2 separate regions of the Homo sapiens genome follow, and region 1 is linked to region 2. A link is a loop called in an ENCODE intact Hi-C map of the cell type or tissue named here. Cell type or tissue: heart left ventricle. All regions are shown on one strand. Links, peaks and the distances in the headings refer to the core of each region. The heading gives the core; the rest is flanking DNA.

What was found. Hi-C counts contacts between places; a loop is a spot of excess contacts. Peaks named below come from ENCODE experiments on the same cell type or tissue, not always from the same donor. Only the 100,000 strongest peaks of a DNase experiment are listed, where the experiment ranks them.
Region 1: it touches region 2 in a loop (7-fold over the local background); 15 of 110 quality-filtered maps call a loop at or near these places.

The regions. Positions count from the first base shown.
Region 1 is chr1:91,908,197-91,918,430 of GRCh38, forward strand. No RefSeq gene overlaps it. Among named protein-coding and RNA genes, the nearest start is that of TGFBR3, 27 kb to the left of the region's middle. RefSeq lists enhancers at 2,403-2,903, 2,904-3,404. In heart left ventricle, for the core only: no CTCF peak of the experiment used is centred there; no DNase peak of the experiment used is centred there.
Region 2 is chr1:91,407,303-91,417,536 of GRCh38, forward strand. It overlaps a transcript of HFM1 not described here and the pseudogene LOC124904661. Among named protein-coding and RNA genes, the nearest start is that of HFM1, 7.6 kb to the left of the region's middle. In heart left ventricle, for the core only: no CTCF peak of the experiment used is centred there; no DNase peak of the experiment used is centred there; H3K27me3 peaks cover 339 bases.

The DNA.
Region 1 (10,234 bases), core at 803-8,802, 500 kb after region 2:
ACATCTGCCAAAAAAAAAAAGTTATCCTCATATGTTCTGCATCCTAAGCAATAAAGTGTGTGCATAATTACATGAAAAAAAGGGAAAATTATCTTTCCATATTGAAAAAGCAAATCAGACCACTAATAAATAATAATCATATACAAGTACATGAAAAAGTAACAAAGGAAAAATGTTTCTTCATATTAAAAAAGCAAATCAGGAAATTAATAAATAGTGGTCTAAGAGTTCTTCATAAAATTTTGCCAATTTTGGCCCAGCGTGGTGGCTCATGCCTATAATCCCAGTACTTTGGGAGGCAGAAGCAGGCATATCACTTGAGGTCAGGAGTTCGAGACCAACGTGGCCAATATGGTGAAACTTCGTCTCTACTAAAAATACCAAAACTAGCTGGGCATGGTGGCAGATGCCTATAATCCCAGCTACTTGGGAGGGTGAGGCAGGAGAATCACTTGAACCCAGAAGGCAGAGGTTGCAGTGAGCTGAGATTGAGCCCCTGCACTCCAGCCTGGGTGACAGAGCGAGACCCTATCTCAAAAAATAAATAAATAAATATAAAAATTTGCCAACTTCAAAATAAAAACAAAAGAGTTAACATAGAAATAATTTCAACAATACTGAGAAAAAAAGGAAGACATTGGCATTATTTGCATTTGCAAATCACTATTGTTGGCTGAGTCAATTTTTCTAAGTGAAACAGCATCATGCTTACAAGAAAAAATAAGTTATTATAAATATTTTAAAAATACAAAAATGAAAAATTCGGTGTTCTTTGTTTAATCCCAATGCTGAAAATGACTTTTTAAACTCCTGATTTTATTCTTCAGCATTTTGGCATATGAGTGAGTAGAATACTGATGCCTCTCAAATTAGAAGATTCTTGTTGAGATTTCACTGGGCTTCACAAACATGATCTCATCTTTCAGCTTGGTTATGTTCCACATCTAGGAGTGAGGATGAGTATATGATCAGGGAGGAAAAAAAGGAAACATTTATATAAGCCCCATAATACACAACTTTCTTTTTTCTTTTTCTTTTTCTTTAATTTTGAGATGGAGTTTCACTCTTGTTACCCAGGCTAGAGTGCAATGGCACGATCTTGGCTCACCGTAACCTCCGCCTCCCGGGTTCAAGCGATTCTCCTGCGTCAGCCTCCCAAGTAGCAGAGATTACAGGGATGCGTCACCACGCCTGGCTAATTTTGAATTTTTGGTAGAGACTGGGTTTCTCCATGTTGGTCAGGCTGGTCTCAAACTCCCAAACTCAGGTGATCTGCCCGCCTCAGACTCCCAAAGTGCTGGGATTACAGGCATGAGCCACCGTGCCCAGCCCAATACAACTTTTTAAAACTCCAATAGAAATCTGTGATGAAGCCAGGCACAGTGGCTCATGCCTGTAATCCCAGCATCTCAAAACTCGAAACTCGAAACTCCATCTCAAAAAAAAAAAAAAATCCATGATGAAAAGAAGATGTAAACATAATATATATATATATATATATATATATATACACATGTGTGTATATGTATGTTTGTGTATTCCCTATGGGAGTACACAATCCAAACAGGGCATAATCATAGAATATGGTAAAGAAGTGAGAAAAAAGTAGTCACCCTTTGCAATGAAAACACTAAAAAGAATGAGATGAGCTATATGAAGATATCTTCCCTAGAGTGGACACACCCAAAATTTGAAACCTTGTTACTAATAACACTAGGGCGTCTTCCTAAATCACCAAGATATTGCATAAAAATCTCATCTGGAAGGCATCAAATTCAAATGTTATCTAATTAATATATAATAAATTGGCCAGGTGTGGTGGCTCACGCCTGTAATCCTAGTACTTTGGGAGACCAAGGTGGGCGGATTACTTGAGGCCAGGAGTTCAAGACCAGCCTTGACCATATGACAAAACTCCATCTCTACTAAAAATAAAAAATTATTTGGGCATGGTGGTGCACACCTGTAATCCCAGCTACTCGAGAGGCTGAGGCACAAGAATATCTTGAACCTGAGAGGCAGAGGTTGCAGTGAGCCAAGATCACGCCACTGCACTCTAGCCTGGGCAACAGAGTGAGAGTCCGTCTCAAAAAAAAAAAAAAAAAAAATATATATATATATATATATATATATATATAAAATAAACCATCCCTGGAAATGATATATTGCAGTGATGGAAGCTTTTGCAACTAGTGGGTTTAACATCTTTTGGTGTACTTCCAGAGTCCTTTTCAAGGAGAATGGACTTTGTGTGACCTACTGTAAGTGGTAATTAAGTAGAATCAATTTATGTGAATCAGTTTTTTTCTCTAATATTCTCAAAATATTTACTAAGTTCTATCATGTCTCTTACCCATACCATCCCAATTTAACTAATTAGAGTATAAGTGTTGCATCTCATTTATAGGGTACCTTTTAGGGATGACATCTACACAACCAAAGATGAAAGTCAGGCTGGGCAATTTATTCAGTCAATGTAATTAAGATATGTATTTATTTTTTATTTTTATTATTTTTTTTTGAGACAGAGTCTTGCTCTCTCGCCCAGGCTGGAGTGCGATGGTGCCATCTTGGCTCACTGCAACCTCTGCCTCCTGGGTTCAAGCGATTCTCCTGCCTCAGCCTCCTGATTAGCTTACATGCGCATGCCTCCATGCCCGGCTAATTTTTGTATTTTTAGTAGAGATGGGGTTTCACCATGTTGGTCAGGCTGGTCTTGTACTCCTGACCTTGTGATCCGCCTGCCTTAGCCTCCCAAAGTGCTGGGATTACAGGCATGCGCCACCGCGCCCGGCCGTTATTTATTTATTTTTGAGACAGGGTCTCACTCTGTCACCCAGGCTGGAGTGCAGTGGCACAATCATGGATCACTGCAGCCTCAACTTCTCTGGCTCAAGCAATTCTCCCACTTTAGCTTTCTGAGTAGCTGGGACTACAGGTGTGTGCCACTACGACTGGCTAATTTTTGATTTTTTTGTAGAGGTGGGGTCTCCCTATATTTCCCAGGCTCTTCTTGAACTCCTGGCTTCAAGTGATCCTCCTTCCTTGGCCTCTCAATGTGTGGGGATTACAGGAATAAACCATCACACCTAGCTGTGTTGCCCAGGCTGGAGTACAGTGGCTATTCACAGGTGTGATCATAGGGCACTGTGGCCTCGAACTCCTGGCTTCAAGCAATCCTCCTGCCTCAGTCTCCTGAGTAACTGGAACTACAGCTACTCGAGAGGCTGAGGTGGAAGGATCACTTGAGCACAGGCGGCAGAGGCTGCAGTGAGCCATGATCGTGCCACTGCACTCCAGCCTGGGTAACTGAGACACTGTCTCAAAAAAAAAAAAAAATTCTCAGCCTCAGGGAGCTTCTATTCTGGAAGACAGAAGTAAAATGCTTAATTAACATTTAACTACATCTTTTCTTATTTGAAAAGTAGATCACACACCATTAAAACATTAAAATAGGCTGGGCGTGGTGGCTCACACCTGTAATCCCAACACTTTGGGAGCCCGAAGTGGGTAGATCACGAGGTCAAGAGATCGAGACCATCCTGGCCAACATGGTGAAACCATCTCTACTAAAAATACAAAAATTAGCTGGGCATGGTGGTGCGCACCTGTAGTCCCAGCTACTCGGGAGGCTGAGGCAGGAGAATGGCTTGAACCCGGGAGGCGGAGGTTGCAGTGAGCTGAGATCGTACCACTGCACTCCAGCCTGGTGACAAAGCAAGACTGTGTCTCAAAGAAAAAAAAAATTAATCTCTAAATTGTCATCACAGATTGAATTTAAGAATACCTAGAAGGAAATATTGTACCACATGCATTATTTTTCTGGATTTAAGAGAGTGTGAAATCTCTTTAGCTGGGCGCCTATAATCCCAGATACTTGGGAGGCTGAGGCAGGAGAACCTCATGAACCCAGGAAGTAGAGGTTGCAGTGATCTGAGATGGCACCATTGCACTCCAGCCTGGGTGACACGGTGAGACTCCGTCTCAACAACAACAAAAAAAAGGTATGAAATCTCATTTAATGTTTATCATATAAATGATTACCTTATGGCTAAATTTGTATGCATTGTCCTAGAAAATTATGCTTTTCTTTGTAATTATGCTTTTCTCCCTCTTTCCAGAACACATTTCTTTCCAGAAAGAAAATCTCCGGAAAGAAATGTGTTCACAGTGGAATGTCTCTGATGTTTACATTAAAATCAATGGAGATATCAATCTCTCACTGGGTCTCAAGACTTCCTTTCTGTCACAATGAAGAATCCTCTGATTTAATACTTTGTTCATTAATCATCATTACACTATATTTTTAAAAAATCCCAATATATTTTGCTGGGTAAAAACTGTTGACTCCTTGTTTACTTAAAATATGATAGAATCAAGCATGAACAAATCACAGAACATAAATTTGGGTGTTCAAAATACAAAAGATTAAAAACATACTCTGTCTACATTAATAAAAACTTTCAAAGGGATTGCAACCAATTCTATCAAAGCCTCAGAAGTTCCTGCTTTGGCAGTTAAAAGAGAAGAACATGAAACATCTTGTGAATTTTTTTCTTTGTGGATAATTAAACACAAGCCATGAGAAAGCAAATGTGCAGATGTACACCATATTTTCCTCACTCTGAAGACTAGAGCCATGTTTTGGAGACTTAATATTTGAAAAAAAAAATTTGAACTACATGTGAGGTATGTAGACTTTTTTCTTAAATTAATGTTTTTTGGTAATTTTATCAAGCATCGCCCCTGTGTCTTCCTTTCTATTTAAAGTGATTGAGTTTAGTTATCCTCTTCTTTCTTCTTTCAGGGAGGCCAAACACATTTTCAAATAACCAGAGCACATTGTAAAAGTGTGTACGTGGGGGTGAGGGAGTGGCTCTCTATGTTAAGGTGGACATCGTCCTTCATTGAGTTTTCCCTTCATTCATAAGAGAAACCCTTCCTGCTGGTTGCTATCACAAAAAAGATACCATTTCTCCTGGGGCCTGCAAGAACTTATCTCCTTTTACTCAGAGTTGGAATCTCCCCAGGAGGAGGAAAATCAGACTCAATATTATTATGAATCACTTTCAAGCCCTAAAGAGCCACATAGAAGTCAGCCATCCTGAGAACTCTTACAATTCATCTGGTAACTTAACAATTAGTGGCAAAATATGTTCATTTATTTCATCTATTCAGCCAACATACAATGAGATCCTGTAACTGGCCCAGGGCGGCTGGATGTGAGGGATGCCACCAAGAAAAAGATACCTGCTCTCATGGAGATTAAAATCTGATAGGGAAGAGACATTGATAAAATAATCCCACTAAAAATATATATACATATAATTACAACTCTCATAAGAATCAGGCAGAAAAGGTACACGGTGCCAGAAATCTCAAAATAGGGGGACTTGATACAGTTGGGGAGGGAAAGAGGTCAGGACTGCTTTCCTAATGAAGGGATGGGGAACCCATTCCAGACTGAGCAAGGGTTTGTGGAGCTGGAAACACTGAATGAATGTCAGTGCAGCTGGATCTCAGAGAGCCAAGTCCCCATGGGCATTGGGACGGGAGAGGGAGGGGAGAGATAAAGCTGGAAATATAGGACAATAGTTAGATCAAACAAAGCTTTATGGTTTTTTTGTCCAAGGAGCACTGAAGAATGGGAAGCATATTTGCGTCTTAAAAATGCTCCCTCTCTCTCAGAGCTAGCAGGAAGGTCGGGGGTAGGTGGAGGGTTGCAGGGGATCTGGCCAGATGTAGGGGGCTGCTGTAGTAGTTCCGGAGAGTCACAATAGGCTAGTGCTAGGCTGATGATATTAGCCATGGAGACAAGAGGAGGTAACATAGACAGGCTAGTAAAAGTAACCATCCCATTGGAGAATGCAGAAACTACAGAACAGCCCTTAACAAAATGCTGTGAAGTCCATGCAGCAGATTTCCTCTCATAATATTGTAAAGGTGTCCCCTGTGTGTCAGCGTGTTTCTTTCACATTTCTTTTCATTCTGGAGAAGGGTGTGTCAGCTCAGATTCCATCTATGGGAAAAAAGTTTGATAAATGAGTTTTCAGTTTGGGCGCGGTGGCTCACGCCTGTAATCCCAGCACTTTGGGAGGCTGAGATGGGTGGATCGCTCAAGGCCAGGAATTTGAGACCAGCCTGCGCAACATGGCGAAAACCTGTCTCCACTAAAAATACAAAAATTTGCCGGGCGTGGTGGCATGTGCCTGTAATCTCAGCTACTCAGGAGGCTGAGGCATGAGAATCATTTGAACCTGGGAGGCAGAGGTTGTAGTCAGCTGAGATCACGCCATGCACTCCAGCCTGGGTGACAGGGCCAGACCTTGTCTCAAAAAAAAAAGTTTTCAGGCAATGGCATAGTGGTGAGGAATCTTTCTCTAGGCTGCCATTTCCCTCCCATGCAAAACTGTAAAGCAGAGATGGTCAGGCTTTAAGGGTTCCAGTTTCTCTTGATTGCCTTTTTCTACTCAGCCTGCCTAACTTTCGCTCTTTCACACTCTATCACCCACTACATCATAACCTGCTCTAAGGAAAGTGTCTGATAAACAAATTCTAACAAACATATAAAGAAAAAGCATATGAATGATTTCTCCCAAAGAGTGTTTATGTTTGAATATCTAAAGGAATGAATCTCTAATTATGGAAGGCCAGCCATCAGTCAACAAACGGAAAAAAATATTTTGGACTAGGCATGGTGGCTCACAGCTATACTCCCAGCATTTTAGGAGGCTGAGGCAGGAGGATCACTTGACCTCAGGAGTTCAAGACCAGCCTGGGCAATATAGCAAGATCCCAGTCTCTAAAAAAATTTTTTTTAATTGCCCGTGCACAATGGTTCACACTATAATCTCATCACTTTGAGAGGCTGAGGCAAGAGGTTTGCTTGAGCCCAGGAGTTTGAGACCAGCCTGGGCAAGATAGTGAGACCCCATCTCTACAAAAAAAAATGTTTTTGTTAGCCAATGAGGCCAGGCACAGTGGCTCACGCCTGTAATGCCAGCACTTTGGGAGGCCGAGGCGGGTGAATCACGAGGTCAGGAGTTCAAGACCAGCCTGGATGGTGAAACCCCATCTCTATGAAAAATACAAAAAATTAGCCGGGCATGGTGGCGGATGCCTATAATCCCAGCTACTCAGGAGGCTGAGGCAGAGAATTGCTTAAACCCGGGAGGCGGATGTTGCAGTGAGCTGAGATTGCGCCACTGCACTCCAGCCTGGGTGACAGAGCCAAACACCATCTCAAAAAAACTAAAAAATAAAAAAGAAAAGAAAAAGTAGCTGGTTTGCGACACACACCTGTAGTCCCAGCTGGGAGGTCAGGAGTTCCAGGCAACAGTGAGCTATGATCTCACCACTGCACTCCAGCCTGGGCAACAAAGCAAGACCTTGTCTCTAAAAAAAAAAATCAATTAATTAAAATTTAAAAAGAATGTGATCTGTATGCTTGACAGTTCCCAATTTCTACCTTCCCACTTGATCCTCCTCTGAGTTCCAGACTACTCTATCCAGCTATTGATCAACATCTCTGCCTGGACATCTTACAAGCATTTCAAATGTAATGTGTCCAAATCAGAACTCCATCTCCCAACCCCCAGAAACCCAGACTTCTCTAACTCAGTAAATGACAATATCAGACACTCAGAAACCTGGGATGAGGGTCGGGGGCATCCGGGACTCCTCCCTCCCTGTATTAGTTTCCTATGGCTGCTGTAAACAATCGCAATGTATTTTCTCCCAGTTCTGGAAACCAGAAGTCTGAAAGCACGGTGTCAGCAGGGCTGCTCTACCTGTGGGGCTCTCAGGGAGAAATCTTGCCTCTTGCAGCTTTCTGGTGGCTCTAGGTGTTCTTTGTGGCTGTATCATTCGATTTTTCTTTTCTTTTTTCTTTTCTTTCTTTTTTTTTTTTACATGTACCTGTTTATTATGAAGGATATTACAAAGGATACAGATAAAGAGGCACGTAAGACATGTAGGGTGAGGCATAGGGGAAGGGGTGTGGAGCCACCTTGCCCTCCTGGTGCAACCTTCCAGCTGTCTGGAAGTTCACTGAATCCAGTCCTTTTGGATTTTTCTGGAAGCTTCACGACATCAGCATTTCTTTCCCCAGGGTATAGGGTGGGACCCTCTCATGGGAAGGCCTTAAGACCCACAATCAGAAAGTCAAGAGGACATTAGAGTGGAAGGGAGACAGGAAAAGGGACAGAAGGCCTGCCCCTGAGGCCTAACACAGCCAACGTTCTAACAGAAGGTTCTAACAGGGCCTATGGGAGTTATGAGCCAGGAACCCTGGGTAAAAATAATATATATCATAACACCACAGGCCACCCCCTGGTTTTCAACCACGGATTTTTTACTCTCTCTCTCTCTCTCTCTCTATATATATATATATATATGCTTACTATATATATATATACTTACTATATATATACACTTACTATATATATACTTACTATATATGCTTACTATATATATACTTACTATATACATATACTTACTATATATATATATACTTACTATACATATACACACACACACACACACACACACACACAATCATGAATAATCCAGACCATCATATTGTTTCATGAACCCAAAAGTATCTGAGACAGATCTCAATCAATTTAGAAAGTTTATTTTGCCAAGGTTAAGGACACACAGGACACAGCCGCAGGAGGTCCTGACAACATGTGCCCAAGGGGGTTGGGTTAGAGCTTGCTTTTATACATTTTAGGGAGACATAAGACATCAATCAATACATGTGAGATTTACGTTGGTTCAGTCTGGAAGGGTGGAACAACTCAAAGCAGGGGGGCTTCCAGGTCATAGGCAGATTTAAAAATTTTCTAACTGGCAACTGGTTTAAAGAGTTATTAACAATAGAAACGAATGTCTGGGTTATGATAAGGGGCTGTGGAGAGCAAGGTTTTATCATGCAGATGAAGCCTCTAGGTAGCCAGCTTCAGAGAAAATAGATTGTAAATGCTTCTTATCAGACTTAAGGTCTGTGTTGATGTTAACGCTGGTTGGTATTTCCCAAATTCCAAAAGGGAGGAAAGTATAGTGAGGCATGTCCAGCCCCTCCTTTCCATCATGGAACTAGTTTTTCAGGTTAACTTTGGAATGTCCTTGGCTGAGAGGAGGGGTGTGTTCAGATAGTCGGGGGGCCCTGGAATTTTATTTTTGGCTTACAGTTTGAATATCTCCCAAGATGAGGCCACTCAGGTTTGCAGGTTTCCTCTCAATCTTGTCAGGTTCCAAAGCAGAAGTGGCCTTGGTAAGTATACAGCTCACACTTTCAGGCATCTGGGATGATGGAGCTAAGACATAATGTCATCTCTTACTCTGAGACTCTTTTGAGTTTTTGAGTTGTTGTGTTTTTGTTTGTTTGTTTGTTTTTGAGACGGAGTCTCGCTCTGTCGCCCAGGCTGGAGTGCAGTGGCTCGATCTCGGCTCACTGCAAGCTCCACCTCCCGGGTTCACGCCATTCTCCTGCCTCAGCCTCCCGAGTAGCTGGGACTACAGGCGCCCGCCACCACACCTGACTAATTTTTTGTATTTTTAGTAGAGACGGCGTTTCACCTGTTAGCCAGGATGGTCTCAATCTCCTGACATTGTGATCTGCCCGCCTCGGCCTCCCAAAGTGCTGGGATTACAGACATGAGCCACCGCATCTGGCCATCCCAGCTAATTTTTAAAACAACTTCCCCTAAAGCTGGGTCTCACCATATTGGCCAGGCTGGCCTCAAATTCCTGACCTCAAGTGATCCACCTGCCTTGGCCTCCCAAAGTACTGGGATTACAGGCGTGACCACAATGCCTGGCCTTAATTTCTTTACTGGAAGTTACTGTTTCTCTCTCTCTCTATTAATATTCAAACTTCGTCACCTTTGGAAGGAACATTAGAATTGCCACTGTGCTGGTCTAAACTGCAGGTAGCGATGCAAGTCTAGCAAGTACCTCCTCCTCAATCCATTCTCATTCAGGTAGGGTAAGGTAACACAGGTGTAGAACTAGTGAGCTATTTTTACCACTAGGCAGTATAGCTGCATTCACTCTTTTTTTTTTTTTTTTTTTTTTTTTTTTTTTTGACACGGAGTCTCGCTCTGTCGCCAGGCTGGAGTGCAGTGGCGTGATCTCGGCTCACTGCCACCTCCGCCTTCCGGGTTCAAGCGATTCTCCCGCCTCAGCCTCGCAAGTAGCTGGGACTACAGGCACGTACCACCACACCCAG
Region 2 (10,234 bases), core at 1,141-9,140:
CTATGTAACAAACCTGCACGTTGTGCACATGTACCCCAAAACTTAAAGTATAAGAAAAAAAAAAAGAAATTTCTGCCCATTAAACAGGAACTCCTTCTTTTCCCCTTTCCCTAATTCCTGGTAACCTCTATTCTACTTTCTATTTCTATGAGTTTACCTATCCTAAGTACTTCATATAAGTGGGATCATACAATATTTGTTCTTCTATTTCTGGATTATTCACTTAGCATAATGTTTTCAATGTTCATCCATGTTGTAGCATGGATCAGAATTTTACTCCTTTTTAAGGCTCAATAATATTCTATTGTATTTATATACCACATTTTGTTTATCCATTTGTAATCCTGGCTAAGGGACATTTGAGTTGTTTCCACATTTCCACCTTTTGGCTATTGTGAATAATGCTTCTATGAACATTCGTGTGTAAATATCTCCGTTCAAGTCCCTGCTTTCAATTCCTTTGGATATGTACCTAGGAGTGGAATTGCTGGGACATATGGTAATGCTATTACAGCCAATGCCATGAGTTCTAGCTGATGTATCCAACATAACCAAAATTTTCTTCACTTTGTAACATCCACATCTTTTACACCCTGATTAGTCAGTAGAAATTGATATTGAAAAATTAGTCTCAGGCTGGGCAACACAGCGAGACTTCATCTCTACCAAAATTTTAAAAACTAACCAGGTGTGGTGGTGTGTGCCTGTAGTCCTAGCTGCTTGGCAGGCTGAGGCAGGAGAATGGCTTGAACCAAGGAATTCCAGGCTGCAGTGAGCTGTGATCCCACTACTGCACTCCAACCTGGGCAATAGAGCAAGATCCTGTATCTAAAAAAGCAAGAAAGAAAAAAGAAAAATTAGTGTTGATGGCTCTAGAGAAGCAGGAACCAAGAAATGTTGAGGTTTCAAGACTATTTTTCTGCAGATGACAGCCAGAAATGTGTTGTGTTTTTTATTGTCAGATTTGGACAAGAAACAGTGAAGAGATCATTTGGGAAGAATCTGAGAATTACAAAATTAATTTCTGAGAAAAAAACAGAAAAAAAGGAAATAAAGGTAGTTTGATATGATGGGATTCTCAGGAGGAAAGAAAAGTTTAGGGAGTTAGGGCCAATTCAGTAGATACTTAAATAACAAAAGGAAGACTGAATTAAGCACAAACCAAAAAAAAAAAATCTTTCTGTTCTTTCTTTCTTTTTCTTTGTTTCTCTTTTCTTTCTTTCTTTCTCTTTTCTCTCTTCCTCCCTTCCTCCCCTTCCTTCCTTCCCTCCCTCCCTCCCTTCTTTTTTCCCCTTCCTTCCTTTCTTTCCCTCTTTCTTTCTCTTTCTTTTCCTTCTTTCTTTCCTTCCTTCCTTCTTTCCTTCTTTCTTTCTTTCTTTCTTTCTTTCTTTCTTTCTTTCTTTCTTTCTTTCTTTTTCTTTCTTTCTTCAGGGTCTTGCTCTGTTGCCCAAGCTAGAGGGCAATTATGTGATGCCTCACTGTAACCTCATGGCTCACCATAACCTCAACCTCCTGGGCTCAAGCAACCCTCCTGCCTTAGCCTCCCAAGTAGCTGGGACCACACATACATACCACCACACCACACCCTGCTAATTTTTTAAAAATTATTTTTATTTTTTGTAGAGATGAGGTCTTGCTATGTTACCCAGGCTGGTCTCAAACTCGTTGCCTCAAGCAATCCGCCCACCTTGACCTCCCAAAGTGCTCAAACAGAAAAACAAGTGGCTTTGAAGAAATATATTAGTACCAGTATAAACATTACTGGTGTGAGCCACCATGCCTGGCCAGGATAATTTTTCTTTAGGAAAGATTTAGTAAGTATGTATGTAACCAAGAACATAATGACATAAATTGATTAGAAAGCAATTCCTTGAGTTCCAAATGGCTAAGGAGAGTGTTTAATGGTGTTGTATAAGATCCTATACTCTTATTTCAGGAAATCTGTTTTTTTTTTTCTTTTCAGGCAGAAATTGACTCCTCCTACCAAAATGAATTTAAAATATTTTCTGCTCTCCAAAGTCAAGAATCTTGATCCTAATAGAACTGCCAGACAGGGTGTTCCAATTAGGCCTAGAAGCAATGCACCATACAACGACAGCCAGCTAAGGTATATTACAAAGAACATAAGCTTTCCATAGAAATCAGTTGAGAAAGATTCAGCATTCAATGGCTGTTCTTTGTACTTGACTGTATAAGTAGATTCTAAAATGTGTTAACACAAACCCTGAACTAGGAAGCAAATATCCCAGTATATAAACTTGAGGACAAAGGGAAATATTCCACAACAGCATAGATTATTTCCTAAGTAAAAATTAATGCCAGTTTCTTCAGGAAGAGTATGTGGGGACTCATAACCAGTGTATGCATGTTTTATGGTTAGTTGTATTCAGGTTTGTGAGGCAAACTATACATACTTCACATTGAGTATACTAGGTTTAGTCATTCTTAGCAAATTCTTTTGCCATTATTATAAAGTCCCCGTATAAATAAGAATTAACAATTAACATATTCCTTCAGGTGGTTAGTGTCTGGAGTAGACTTTACCTGACTATTATAATTAAGATTCTGGCATCCAGAATCTTATATAAGATTGTATTAATGAAACATGCAACATATTATATCTTCAAAAAGATTATTTAAAGGAAATTTTAGAAGCCACTGACAGATATCTTTAAAAGATATTTAAATGTCAGAAATCAGAGTAGAAAACATACTTTTAAAAAAGCATTTTTGTTATGTTTTGTTTTGTTTTTTGTCTCAGGCCAAAAAGTAATTGGCAGTATCTTGCAGCCATATGATCAAAGATTGATTAATATTATATATATGTTGTCCAGAAATAAGATAGCTTCTACAGGTGATATAATTTAGTAGTTAATCAAGAGATATTGCAACGGTACAAATAACCAGTTAAGATACTGAACAAATTGATGTGTAGACAGAATAAGAAATAAGAAACACTGTGTAGAAGTAGAAATAATGCATTTGTCTGGAATCCTTTCCAGGAAATGGGGAGAGGGAAGAGATGCTATCACAACTGGCAGATGATTATTCATTTGTGATATATGTTGAGTTAGGATGCATTTAAGCATGGGTTATCTCATGTTTAAATTTGTCAAAGCATTGAGAAAGCACAGTACATACAATAGCATATATTTTAGCATCTTGAGTAAAAAGCATCTTGGAACAAAGTTGAGAGTGTTGTATACATGTCTACCCAGAGTCTGAAGCCACCACAAAAGGAAATAGACACATCAGTTTTACACAACATCTGCCACCACCAATAACCACTAGAGAAGGAAAAAGGGATAAATTTGAACATTTTCTCTAGAACTTCTGGCTGCTTTTGGCTTCAACCAGTCCTGAGAACATGAAATAGCTTTCAGGAGGGAGAGGGAGATGTTGAAGTGCAAAAGTAATAGAGCAGCTCTTTGGTAGGGAATGAGTGGTAAAGTTAGGACCCTCTCAGCCCAGTGCCCAGCACCCTAAGGGAGACACATTTGCATCCAGGGAGCAGCAGATGGAGCAAGATGCAGCAAGAGAAGCTGCAGGGACCAGCCTGTGGAGGAGAGGCGGCTTAAGCAATACTCACAGACCATTCCCTGGGCCTGGCCCCACTAAGCCTTCCAGAGTTGAGAATCCTGCCTTGGGCGAGATCTGCTAGCCTCAGAACAACATGTTGCCAGGGTAGAGGCGCTGAAGCAGGCAGCAGAACTGTCACCATGGCTGCAGGGGCAGTTCTAGAACTAGGAGCTGTGAAATCAACCAGGAATGTAAGCCTGGTTTATGAAAAGTATATGCTATTATGATGGTTCATTGAACTGATTGCTAAAACCAGGAGTTTGTCAAGCCCCTTCTCCTAGTTGTCAGCTGGGAAACCAGAGGGACTATTGAGTAGGGAGTGTCAGAGAATCTAGGATTCCAACAACTGGGACATGTTCTCAGAGTAATAATGCTTCATGGTTTTTGGTAGGAAATGAGTTACCTGCATGGTTATTTTGCTTTGTCTAACTCAGATTAGTGGCCTATGAAACATCAGTGTCACAACAAAATTTAGTAGCACTCTACGGTTTAAAAGCACTTGCTCATTTAATGGATGGGGAAAATTTCTGAGAATTCATAAAAATGGTGTTGTGTGCATGTCTGAATGAGTGGCTGAGGGTAGGTGCCTTGTATGTGTGTGTTATGGGGAGGGGAGGACAATGGCATGAAACCAAGCAGATGGAGAACATATTAGATACATATATTAGATGTATTAGAACATCATCCTTCCGCTAGTAAATAGAGTACTGTGGGTTAAAGCAAGTCCCAGTGAAAGAGTTCTGCCCAGAAACACAACTCCAAAGGTGAAGTCTGAGGATTTAAGAAGACATGGAGACCGAGTGGGAATTAAAATTTCATATGCCCAGAAAACAACAAGTAAGATAAGAGAGTAATTAATATAAAAGTAAAATGAGTTAATGTATATTGGACATCTTTCAGATACCTGTGAAGTAAAAGAGCTATCAAACTGTAAGATGTCATTGAACATTAAGAACTTTATCTTTATTCACCTATTTTATGTGTTTCTTAATTAACAGAAAATATAAAATTTGCTACCCCAGAAAAAAAATGACAGCATTAGCTCTGAAAAGGAGTCCTGCCAATTCCTGCAATTTGTGCTCAGACTGTCTATTCCATCCACACATTAGGAATGAGCAAGTAGCTCACTCAAGTAGTAGGAAGCTTCTTTTTCCAGCAGGATGCTTTGTATCACAAGTCATTTGGGGGAAGTTTTGACAAAATAAGTTATTTTGTAGGCCATAAGGTATAATACTGGGGAGTTTAAACATATTTTTTTTCTGGACAAAAGTACCATTCACATGATTTAGCTGATATTTTCCCCAAATTGGGAAGTATCCTAGACATGAATATTTGATATCTAATACAGTGATTTTGCCTGAATTCAATTCCCCTATATGTGATCTCCAGCTCTTTCTACAAACCACACTATTTCCCTTGAATAGCAGTTAACACTGATTTTTGTTGTTACTTAAAGATTACAATCAGAAGAAGTATATTTTTAAAATATCTGGCTTTGAACAAATTCCCATTTTATTTGTAATATCTACTGCTGTCCACAGTGGACTTAAAGCATAAAGATTTTTTCTTTCAACTTCACTCCCAAGTGACATCTTTCCCAACATATTCATATACACAAGTCACATTAAAATATATATAGCAAAGAATCCTCTAAACAGCTATTTCTCCCAACCTAACATCTGAGCTGCCATATGTTATGAATGTTTTGAACTCACAGAGATTTTGTAGCAAGTCACAAACCTGCATGGTCTGAAAGCACATGACTGCATCACTTCTCAGCCTTTTGGCTAAGATCAAGTGCAGTATTTGTTATTAGTTTAAAGCACATGACTGGAAAAATCTCCAACATCAGAAATTAGGGGCTAATGATACATATGCAAATAGAAAAATGGATACAAATTAAATACAAAGCTAAATGATTCTTTTCAAATCATACCGAAAAATTTTTTTTAATTTTCTATGATTACCCTAACATCTAAACCAAAAAATATTTTTAGGCCTCAGTAACTTGTGATCAGAATGTCTCAGTTGATTTGTATTTCTTCATTGAGAAAGTTTCTCAGAAGTTTCTTACCCATACTTTCATTTCTGGATACTAAAAATGAATAAAATCTTAGGTAAAATAAATAATTCCAACTCCCTCATTATTCTGAGAAATATATAGTTATTGCTTTGCTTAAGATAAAAAAAAAAAGACTGTCATTGGCAGAGCCAGCAAACTCAAATTTCTATATACCCAGTCTCCTGCTCTTTCCACAAGTCATACTCTTCCCATTGAACAAGACTTAGCAGATAACACTTGGAGTTTTGCATTTGGTTTATAAGGAATATTGACAACAAAGTGTTTTCAAAGGTGGGAAAATAGGAAAGTTAAAGAGCCTAGGACTTAAACAATATGTAAAAAAAAAAAAAAAACAAGCTGGAGGATTGAGGAAGTGTAGTATATAATATAGAGAAGAAAAGGCTAAAAAAAATTGGCTCTTTTCAAATATTTAAGGGACTCGTAGTGGAATAAATATTCTTTGTTTATGCTTTTATAGGCGTGGTTTCAGAAGGCTGAACTAGTACCATTAAATTAGGGTTGTTATTGGGTGAGAAATAGATTTCAACTATGAAAAATTATACGAAAAAGGTTTTCCTGTTTTTTTTCTTATAAAATTTATTGATGAATAATTTAAGCACAATAAACTGCATCTATTTAAAAGGCACAATTTAATGAGTTACAATAGTTATATATATCTGTGAAATCACCACCTTAACAAAAAAAAAATACAGAACATTTCTAGGAACCCCCCTCCCCCCGCCAAATTCTTCATTTCCTTTACAGTCAATTGTTCCACCTGCCCTTGGCTGCAGGCAAACACTGATCTGCTTTTTATTATTATATAGTAGTTGTATTTTATATAAACAGAATCATATATCATGTATTCTTTTGTGTCTGGTTTCTTTCATTTAGTCTAATGATTTTCAGATTTATCCCTATTGTTTTATGTATGAATAATTCATTCCTTTTGCTGAATATTATTCAATATAGTTTAGTATTATTGGAGAATACTATTCCATATATGAATATAATACACTTTTTAATCCATTCACGGGCTGACGGGCATTCGGGTTGTTTTCAGTTTGGAGTTATAGTGAATAACATTGCTATGAACATTCGTGTAAAAGTTTTTATATGGTCATATGTTTCCATTTATTTTGGGTATATACCTAGGAGTAGAATAACTAGATTATATGATAGGCAAATGTTTACCTTTTTAAGAAAGTTCCATATTGTTTTTCAAAGTAATTGTACCATTTTGCATTCCTGCCAGCTGTGTTTGAGTTCCAGTTAATTCTGCTTTGCCAACACTTGCTTTGTCAGTCTTTTCCATTTTACCCTTTCTAATGGTTGTAATGGTATCTAATGACTAAAAAAGTTGAGCATCTTTTCATGTACTCAGTATCTTTTATAAAATGTTATTGAGGTGTCTTCTTATCGTTGAGTTGAGGTCTTTATCTAAATACCAGTCAGTCCTTTGTCAAATGCATGACAGAGAGTATTTTCCCCCATACTGTGGCCTGTCTTTTCATTTTCGTAATAGTGTCTTCCAAAGAGAAAATATTTCATGTTGATGAAATCTAATTCACAAATTTTTTCTTTCATGATTAATTTTTTTGTGTCTTATTCTAAGAAATGTTTGCCTATGTCAAGTTGGTGAAGATTTGCACCTATCTTATTTTCCAGTAGTTTTGCAGTTTTAGCTTATCTTTAGGTCTGTCATACATTTCAGTTAATTTTCCATATTATGTGACATAAGAGTAGATGTTCTTTTTTTCTTTTTGTTCCTATATGGACATCCAGATTTTCCAGCAGTTTGTTGATTTCATTTTCCCATTGAATTGTTTTGGCAACTTCACTGAAAAATCAATCAGCCATGTATGTGTGGTTCTGTTTCTGGACTATAATTCCATTAATGTAAATATCTATATTTTTATCTTATTTTTATTTTTATACTTAAAGTGTATCTTCATATTTAGAGTACTTCCTTGTAGTCAGCAGGTGGTCACGTCTGCTTTTTAATCTAGTCTGATAATCTTTGTTTCTTCATTGGAGTGTTTAGTCAATTTATATTTAATGTAATTATTGATATGGTTGGGTTCAGTCTACTATTTTATTAATTTTCTACTTGTCATCTCAGTTTTCATTTCTTCATTCTCCCTTTCCTGCCCTCTTTCAGATTATTAAACATTTCTTATATTTTTATTTGAATCTCTTAGCTTTTTTTTTTTTTTTTTTTTGAGATAGAGTTTTGCTCTGTCACCCAGGCTGGAGTGCAGTGGTGTGATCTCGGCTCACTGCAACCTCCACCTCCTGGGTTCAAGAAATTCTCTGCCTCAGCCTCCCAAGCGCTTGCCACCACACCTGGCTAATTTTTGTATTTTTAGTAGAGACAGGGTTTTGCCATCTTATCCAGGCTGGTCTTGAAGTCCTGACCTCGTGATCCACCCACCTCGGCCTCCCAAAGTGCTGGGATTACAGGCTTGAGCCACCGTGCCTGGCCTCTCTTCACTTTTTAATCATACCTTTTCACAGTTTTTAAAGTAGTTGCTTTAGGTATTGCAGTATATATCCTTAAACTTTTCACGGTCTGCTTAGAGTTAATATAGTACTTTTTGTAGCAATCTAGGTCTATTTACCCCCATTCCTGCCATAATTTATGTTATAGTTGTTCTATACATTACTTCTACATAATATTTTAAACCCCTCAAGGCAATGTTCTAATTTTTGCTTTTCAAAATTATATATATTTTAAAGAAATTAATAGAAAAAGTAGTTTTCCATAGTTACCCACATATTTTGCATTTCTCATGCTTCTCATTTCTTCCTCCATACCAGAAGCAATAAATTGGTATGTACAATGTTTATGTACAATAAACTGCACCTATTTAAAAGATACAATTTAATGAATTATGATAGTTGTATATATCAGTGAAATCACTACCTTAATAAAAATACAGAACACGACTTATTTTAAGTCTTGTATATTACTAAAATATTGGGCCAAGATATGTGATTTCCTTAAATACACCAAGACTTGTATAAAATGTTCTTTCTAGTTTTATCCAAAACCAGAAAGTAAGATTATCTTCCAGTATCTTACTCTATGTACTCTAAATCACAAAGTCTCATATTCTGTAACTAACAAGGCTATACTTTCAGTGTGTTAATATGAACTTTCAAGCAAATTTTGAGGATTATTGCTTTATAAACTTACTGCAAAAAGGAACTTCTGCCTTCATTTCTTTATAGTAACTACATCGCTCCCAACTTTCAATGTGTTTGCTTATTTATCATTAATAATTCGACTTAGAAAAAGAGGGAACAGAAAATCTTAAAGATATAGACTTAGAAATCTTGGTCATTTAAAGATAAGTCAAAATTGGGGATAAAAATTCTCTGCAACTGTAATGTACAATGGTAGTTTCAAAAATCATAATTTTCAGAATTTGAGAATATTTTACAATAAATGGTGTATGCAACCGTAGTATGAACAAAGTTCAACTATATATTTCTTTACTAATAGGTGTAAAATAATTTGAGTGATTCTGTTTAACTTTCTCTATTCTTCCTGGATAGATACTGCCAAATATCCACCAACATCCATTTTTCTAATCTTTCGTATAAAGGAATTTATAACTGGGCTTATCTCACTAGGGACAGCGTTTGTGACCCCAACTTGCAGTTAAGTGGAATAACACAACTGAGTTCCTGCCAATAAAATGTGATGAAAGTGAAGTGTGTCACTTCTGATTCAGACATTCAGATACATTCTCTTTCCCACCAGTGACCCACTTTTAACCATGCAGATGGCAGCAATGCCCCAGGGATGACAGTACAATACGATGGATGAAACATGGGTCCTTAAATTATCACCATCAGAAGGGTTGTCTGCTAGCCTGGGACAATCACAGCAGACTATTACTTGGGTGGAACAAACCTTTACTTCTGATATGGTTTGGTTGTATTCTCACCCAAAATCTCATCTTGAATTATAATCCCCAAAACCCCCACTTGTCAAGGGCGGGACTAGGTGGAGGTAATTGGATCACGGGTGCAGTTTCCCTCATGCTGTTCTTATGATAGTGAGTGAGTCTCAAAAGATCCAATGGTTTTATAAGAGTCTGGCATTTCCTCTGCCTGCACTCACTCCATCCTGCCACCCTGTGAAGAAGGTGCCTGCTTCTCCTTTGCCTTCTGCCACGATTATTAAGTTTCCTGAATCCTCCTCAGCCATGTGGAACTGGGTCAATTAAGCCTCTCTCCTTTATAAATTACTCAGTCTCGGGTATTTCTTTATAGCAGTGTGAGAGCAGACTAATATACCTTCTTTTAAAAAAACTGAATTTATGTAGTCTTTGTTTCAGCAGGCTAGCCTTATCCTAACACACCTTGGGTTCAGTCTCAGCGCTTCTAGGTGGTAATAAGGACAGGGAGAATAGTCAAAGCAGCAGATTCTACAATTCCATGTCCTTTACACAGGGCACCAGAAGAATGTGCACCTGTCATTCCAAGTGTAAGATTCCTTCTAGGCAGCTATGTGAGTTGATTAGGCAGAGAGACAATGTAGATACAAGTTATTGTCTACAGCAACTTTGACCAAGGTTGACA